Linked DNA regions of Homo sapiens: region 1 is linked to region 2. Evidence: chromatin contacts called from ENCODE Hi-C or POLR2A ChIA-PET data. All regions are on one chromosome and are shown on one strand. Each heading gives the region's core, a stretch centred on a gene start or an enhancer-like site at or near the end of the contact. The rest is flanking DNA. Distances are from core to core; before and after follow the strand shown.

Region 1 (2,700 bases), core at 38-2,537, 85 kb after region 2:
ACCTGGCTAATTTTTGTAATTTTAGTAGAGACGGGGTTTCGGCATGTTGGCCAGGTTGGTCTTAAACACCTGACCTCAAGTGATCCGCCTGCCTTGGGCTCCCAAAGTGCTGGGATTACCAGCGTGAGCCACCGTGCCTGGCCTATAATATGTTTATAACTAATGTTTATAATATGTTTAACAAAATTTAACTCTTTTCTTCCAGGTAATTTATCCTCAGCATTCCAAACTTACTGACAGAGAAGTAAGTAAAAATACTGCTCTGTATAGTTTACTGTTATATTTCTGTTTGTTTTTATTGATTATGTATGTGTCAGCATACATCACTTTTGTTTTCTTTTTCAGAAAACCAATATTTGCTATTTGTCTTTTCCAGATTCAAATTCAGGTAACTGTTTTTCATACAGTGTTTCTGTTTAATTTTATACTAAGAATACTGGTTATACTGTTAATGTATGAAAATTGATTGAAATAGCATATTAGATTGCAAACAGATCAATGATTTTTATTCCTATTTTAATGATGCCTAGTCATGTCATCGTTGATTTTAGTAGCTTCAACTCTTAAAATAACTGTTATGGTGTGATGAGGTAAACCATCAAGGAACAATAAACTCTTAAAATAGTGAAGAGGTTGAAAATCAGCGACATTGGTATATTTGGGATTCGTGGAGTATGTATTAAATAGTTTATATAGTATGTAGTTTACTTTCAGTTCAGAATTTGGGAGCTTACCAGGAACTCTGTAAAAGCAGTGAACCTAAAAAAAGCCAGGATAAATTTGGTTAGGAAGCAAGGCCATAAGTTACGTGCAGTAGTTTATATGGGTTAATATAGGTAAAGCCTTGGCGTAGTGCTTGGTGTATAGAAAAAAACATACAAGGGTCTGTTTATTGTTGAGCTTGGTTTTGTTAGTCTCTTTCAAGCTCTTCCTTTTGTGTGGTCCTAATCGTTGACATCCTTCAGGTTACCTCTTGTGTTTCACTTTCAAACTAGCTTTTCTTGGCTTATAGTGACCAAAACATTTAGCTTCTCAGGCCACACACAGTTATAACCCTATAGCAGAGACAGTCTAGTTTTCTTTCCTTTTGTGGTTACTTCCTTTTTTTTTTTTTGAGATGGAGTCTCGCTCTGTCACCCAGGCTGGAGTGCAGTGACGCGATCTCAGCTCACTGCAAGCTCCGCCTCCCGGGTTCACACCATTCTCTCACCTCAGCCTCCCGAGTAGCTGGGACCACAGGCGCCTGCCACCAGTCCCGGCTAATTTTTTGTTTTTGTATTTTTAGTAGAGACGGGGTTTCACCATGTTAGCCAGGATGGTCTCGATCTCTTGACCTCGTGATCTGCCCACCTCGGCCTCCCAAAGTCCTGGGATTACAGGCGTGAGCCACCACACCCGGCCGGTTACTTCTAATATTGTGCTAGTTAGTTCATTTAATCTGATTTGAGAGATTTGACAGTTAAACAAAATTTTTTTTAGCATTTTCTCCTTTCTGTATAAATGCTTCCAGAATTTTTTTCCTATCCATTTGGAACTCAGCTTTGGTGAACTATATGAAAGAAAAGTGGTATCTTGGTAAATTAGATACTGCCTTTTAGAGATCCCAGTAAGGGGTTTTTTCTGACCTGGAATTATTTTGGTGTTTTTGACCCATTTATGAAATAATGATGCAGAGGTCTTGTAGGAATGTATCTTCATTTCAGTTAACATTTTTCTTATAAAATCTGTACATACACTTCTTATATACTGTGATGGGTTAGATTTCCAGGTCTCAGAGTAAGCTGAGTTGTATGGATTGCAGAATGAACTGACTTTCTGCATGGAATCCCAGTGAATTATGCTGGATGCTCTTCTCTTTCAGATCATAGCTGGTTGTCATGGCTCCTCTCTCTTTTTCACTTCTCTATATGAGCATGAAGGGGATCAGAATATACCACCCCCAAATATACCACTTTGGCTTAAGAATTATTTTGAGTTGAAGGCAACTGAGAAACAGCAGATGCAAAAAGAGCCCTTTACCCTCCCCCTATATGCCTAAAAGCAGGACATACATTTCCTTTTGTGAAGGTGTCACCCCTTCCCTTTCCCATACCAGGAAGAGGAGAAAATTCTGAATCACCAGAGAAAACTCTTTATCACTGGAGATGGTACCAGCTTAATTCTGCATAAATAAGCCTTGCTAAAATAACCCTTATCTTTCATTAGTTTTACCCATATGTTTACCTTCCCACAGATTACCACCCCTAGAAGTCCAAATCCTTTTTCCTTTGTCTGCATTTTAGTTTCTTTTGTTAAAATGGTATCTAAGCTCCCAAGTTTAACCACCTCTTTGGGTTTTTACTTTTTTTCTCTGAAGCCTTTGTATGCATTCGAACTAAATCTTTTCTCGTTAATCTGTTGTCTGTTTATTTCACAGGCCCCAGTTAGTGAACCTAAGATGGTAGAGGAAAAGTCCCCCGCATGCATACATCAAGGCTAAGAAGTTAATTCTGTGGTGTTTAGATAGCCTATATCTAGTTTTATAGCCTCTGCATGTGTCATTATCAAAAAAATTTTTAAGTACTTTTGGCTTATGAATGACCTACAGATTTTTTTTTTCTTTTTTCTTTTTTTTTTTTTTTTTTGAGATGGAGTTTTGCTCTGTCACCCAGGCTGGAGTGCAGTGGCACGATCGCAGCTCACTGCAACCTCCGCCTCCCA
Region 2 (2,700 bases), core at 106-2,605:
GGCTGACGGCATCGAGGATAGACTGGGGGTGTCTCTCCTACCAGGGACAAAGAGGAGTTCCTCCGGATCCGGACTGCCCTTCACAAGCCTATGCCCCTATCCCACCCAAAATTTTAAATTAACACAAACTGCACATTGTCTAAGCATAACCAGTGAACATCAACTCTTCACTTGGGTGGGAAGACAAGCCAGCGCAAGCCCCATCACCTCCTTTAAAACGCTGCAACGCCGTGATCACAAAAAGTCCCCAACTGGCAGCTTTCAGTCCATCTTCTTCTCTGGGAAGAAAAGGCTCAAACATCGGGCAGCTTCGGCCAAGAAAACTCCTGGAACACAGTTTGGGGACTGGAGGTATCCAAGCAGATGAGTCACACGCCAATTCTTGTGTTTGGTTTGAGATCGCGGCCGCTTTTCCCCCTTGGTGGCGGAAACGTTGCAGCACTGCAGCATGAATGAAGGGTCGGTTCGGCGCGGCCAGGAAAGTCCTTTTGGGCCGAAGGAAGGTGTGGCTGGGCACCTCTGGGCAGCCACCGCCAGTCCTCGCCCGGAGTGAAGGGGCGAGAGGTGACGGAGACGGAGGGGCTCTAGACGGCCGGCGGGACAGTCTGCATCGCCCCTGCTGAGCGGAGGCCGCCCCGGGAAGGGGGACGCGGTCCCCGGCCTGGCACGATCCGAGACGGCGGTGGCTGAGGTTCTCCGCGCGAGGCGTGGAGGCCGGCGGGGCGCGGGCAGTGGCCAAGTCGGGACTCCTGGGCACCTGGCGAGCGTCCCCGCGACCAGGGCGGGGACCCGGCTCCGCAGGCCGGTGCGGACCGAGCGAGGCGCGACACCGGGAGGCTCGAGTTCCCAGGCGGCAGGAAGTTGGTCCCCGGACGCCTAGGCTTCTGGGCCGCCGCTCAGCACATGGGCCGCCTCCCCTCAGGGTCGCCCCCGCGAGGGTCGCATCTCAGGGACGGCAGCCGCAGCTCCCGGCGGACGAGAAGGTGGGGGAGGGAGACTGGCCCGGAGGTTGGGGAGAGGCCTTGAGGCCCCGGGCTGGATCCGCCGCAGCCTCCACCGATCGCGGCCGATGGGGCAAGCTCAAGCTGCGCCCGACGAGGCAGGAAACTTTCCGACCTGGTGGGGAAAACATCAAAACAAACGGCCGTCAGGCGCCTCAGCCCGCCCGCCTCAGCCGTCGCCCCCTCCAGCCAGACCCCCGCCAGCCCACACCGCTAGGCACGACCTCCGCCGACCTCTCCGCAAGCAGGCTACGAGGATTTGGAGCCAGGACGCCACGACGGGTCCTACCTCCCTAGCCGCCACCACCGCCTCAGCTTACCTTGCCAGCGCCGGCCGCCATAGTGACTCTGACTGAAACCTACCCGGTGCACCGCCACGGGAACGCGCACCCTTCAAGGGCCCTCCTACCCCCTCTCCCGCGCCGTAGTCCAGGAATGTCACGTGAACGACGCCACGGAAGCCGTGTTGGTAGAGGGCAGAAAAAAGGGCAAGGTAATTTTTAACGGGCCTCCAGGCGCCATCTTAGTTAAGGGCTGGAAGCTTCAAACCTCGGGACAACCTTAACGACCATTTTGGTTAAGGGCAAGAACAATTTGCGCCGTAGAAGGTTTTTCAAACAAACAGTGCCACCTTCTTATTTTATCTACTTAGCAAGGGGGTGCCAACTTTTACTAAATTTTATTCTGTTTAATTCTCGATGAAAATACTAGCGAGCAAAAGAACAGACCCAGCCAAAGGAGATGGTCATTAGCAGCCATCTTAGCTGTGGGCAACACAGTCACCCGCAGCTACCTTAAGTGTGAGCCGCCAAACTCCCTGAAGTCTTAGGATTTGTGCACCTAACAGAAGGACCATTCTCCCCTCTGCTAAATTCGTTATGTTTTCTTCCCGGAAAAAAAAAATCTTAGTTCCCGCATTCCATTTCGAATGACAGTCTTTCTCACTGAACCTATTATGTGCCCCCAGGGCTCCTGCGCGGATTCTTCCACAGAAGGAGCGTCCAGAAAGTTTAAAATCATGTTTCTTCCAAAGAGAGATTGAATAATTTCCAAAGTGAAAAAAGAGGGTATTTCCCCCACTTACAATATCAAGATGAGGAGTCATTGGTCTAAAGAAGGAAGACTTTGCAAGGGCTAAATGAAAACTTTAAGAAAAAATAGTGAGAAGGAGACTTACTCATTTAGAATCAAAGGTGACTTCATTCTTCAGATTCCTGCAATAACAGGCTCCACCACTGTGTGACCTTAAGCAAGTTTCTAAACTTTTTCAAGCCTCTTTTTTCTCATGGATGACATGTTAATAATAGTTAATTCACTTGATGTGGTGAGACTTCAAAATGTTAATCCATGTTGTTCAATAAAGAGTAGCAATTAGGCCGGGCGCGGTGGCTCACGCCTGTAATCCCAGCACTTTGGGGGGGCCGAGGCAGGCGGATCACCTGAGGTCGGGAGTTTGAGACCAGCCTGACCAACATGGAGAAACCCCGTCTCTACTAAAAATACATAATTAGCCGGGCGTGGTGGCGCATGCCTGTAATCCCAGCTACTTGGGAGGCTGAGGCAGGAGAATCACTTGAACCCGGGAGGCGGAGGTTGCGGTGAGCCAAGATCGCGCCATTGCAGTCCAGCCTGGGCAACAAGAGTGAAACTGTCTCTCCAAAAAAAAAAAAAAAAAGAAAGAAAGAAAGAAAAAGTAGCA

What was found. A loop is a pair of places that touch in the nucleus more often than their neighbours do. ChIA-PET counts read pairs that join two places held with the same protein, here RNA polymerase II (POLR2A). Pooled maps may share reads with other maps.
Region 1: a map of B cell shows a loop between it and region 2 (11-fold over the local background). The contact joins the enhancer-like site here to the promoter of SLMAP in region 2. A Hi-C loop is called at or near these places in 7 of 168 maps with a recorded cell type or tissue (B cell, CD14-positive monocyte, CD8-positive, alpha-beta T cell and 4 more), 21 of 37 single-sample maps with no recorded cell type and 11 of 50 pooled maps. POLR2A ChIA-PET finds 5 or more read pairs at or near these places in 16 of 52 experiments (AG04449, B cell, BJ and 12 more).

What each region holds. Positions count from the first base shown.
Region 1 is chr3:57,669,944-57,672,643 of GRCh38, reverse strand. DENND6A (DENN domain containing 6A) reads left to right here. Exons shown (of 20, transcript NM_152678.3): 2 at 206-244; 3 at 346-388. Among named protein-coding and RNA genes, the nearest start is that of DENND6A, 22 kb to the left of the region's middle. Within about 2 kb of position 1,287, at least 7 of the 41 ENCODE cell types and tissues checked have a DNase peak (open chromatin) inside an H3K27ac peak, as active enhancers do; they include B cell, CD14-positive monocyte, CD8-positive, alpha-beta T cell and 2 more, where a contact is called at or near this core.
Region 2 is chr3:57,754,964-57,757,663 of GRCh38, reverse strand. SLMAP (sarcolemma associated protein) reads right to left here and starts at 1,355. Exons shown (of 25, transcript NM_001377540.1): 1 at 1,322-1,355; 2 at 1-1,116. The coding sequence starts at 12. RefSeq lists a silencer at 618-897 and enhancers at 445-1,346, 1,268-1,447, 1,478-1,757, 1,347-2,249.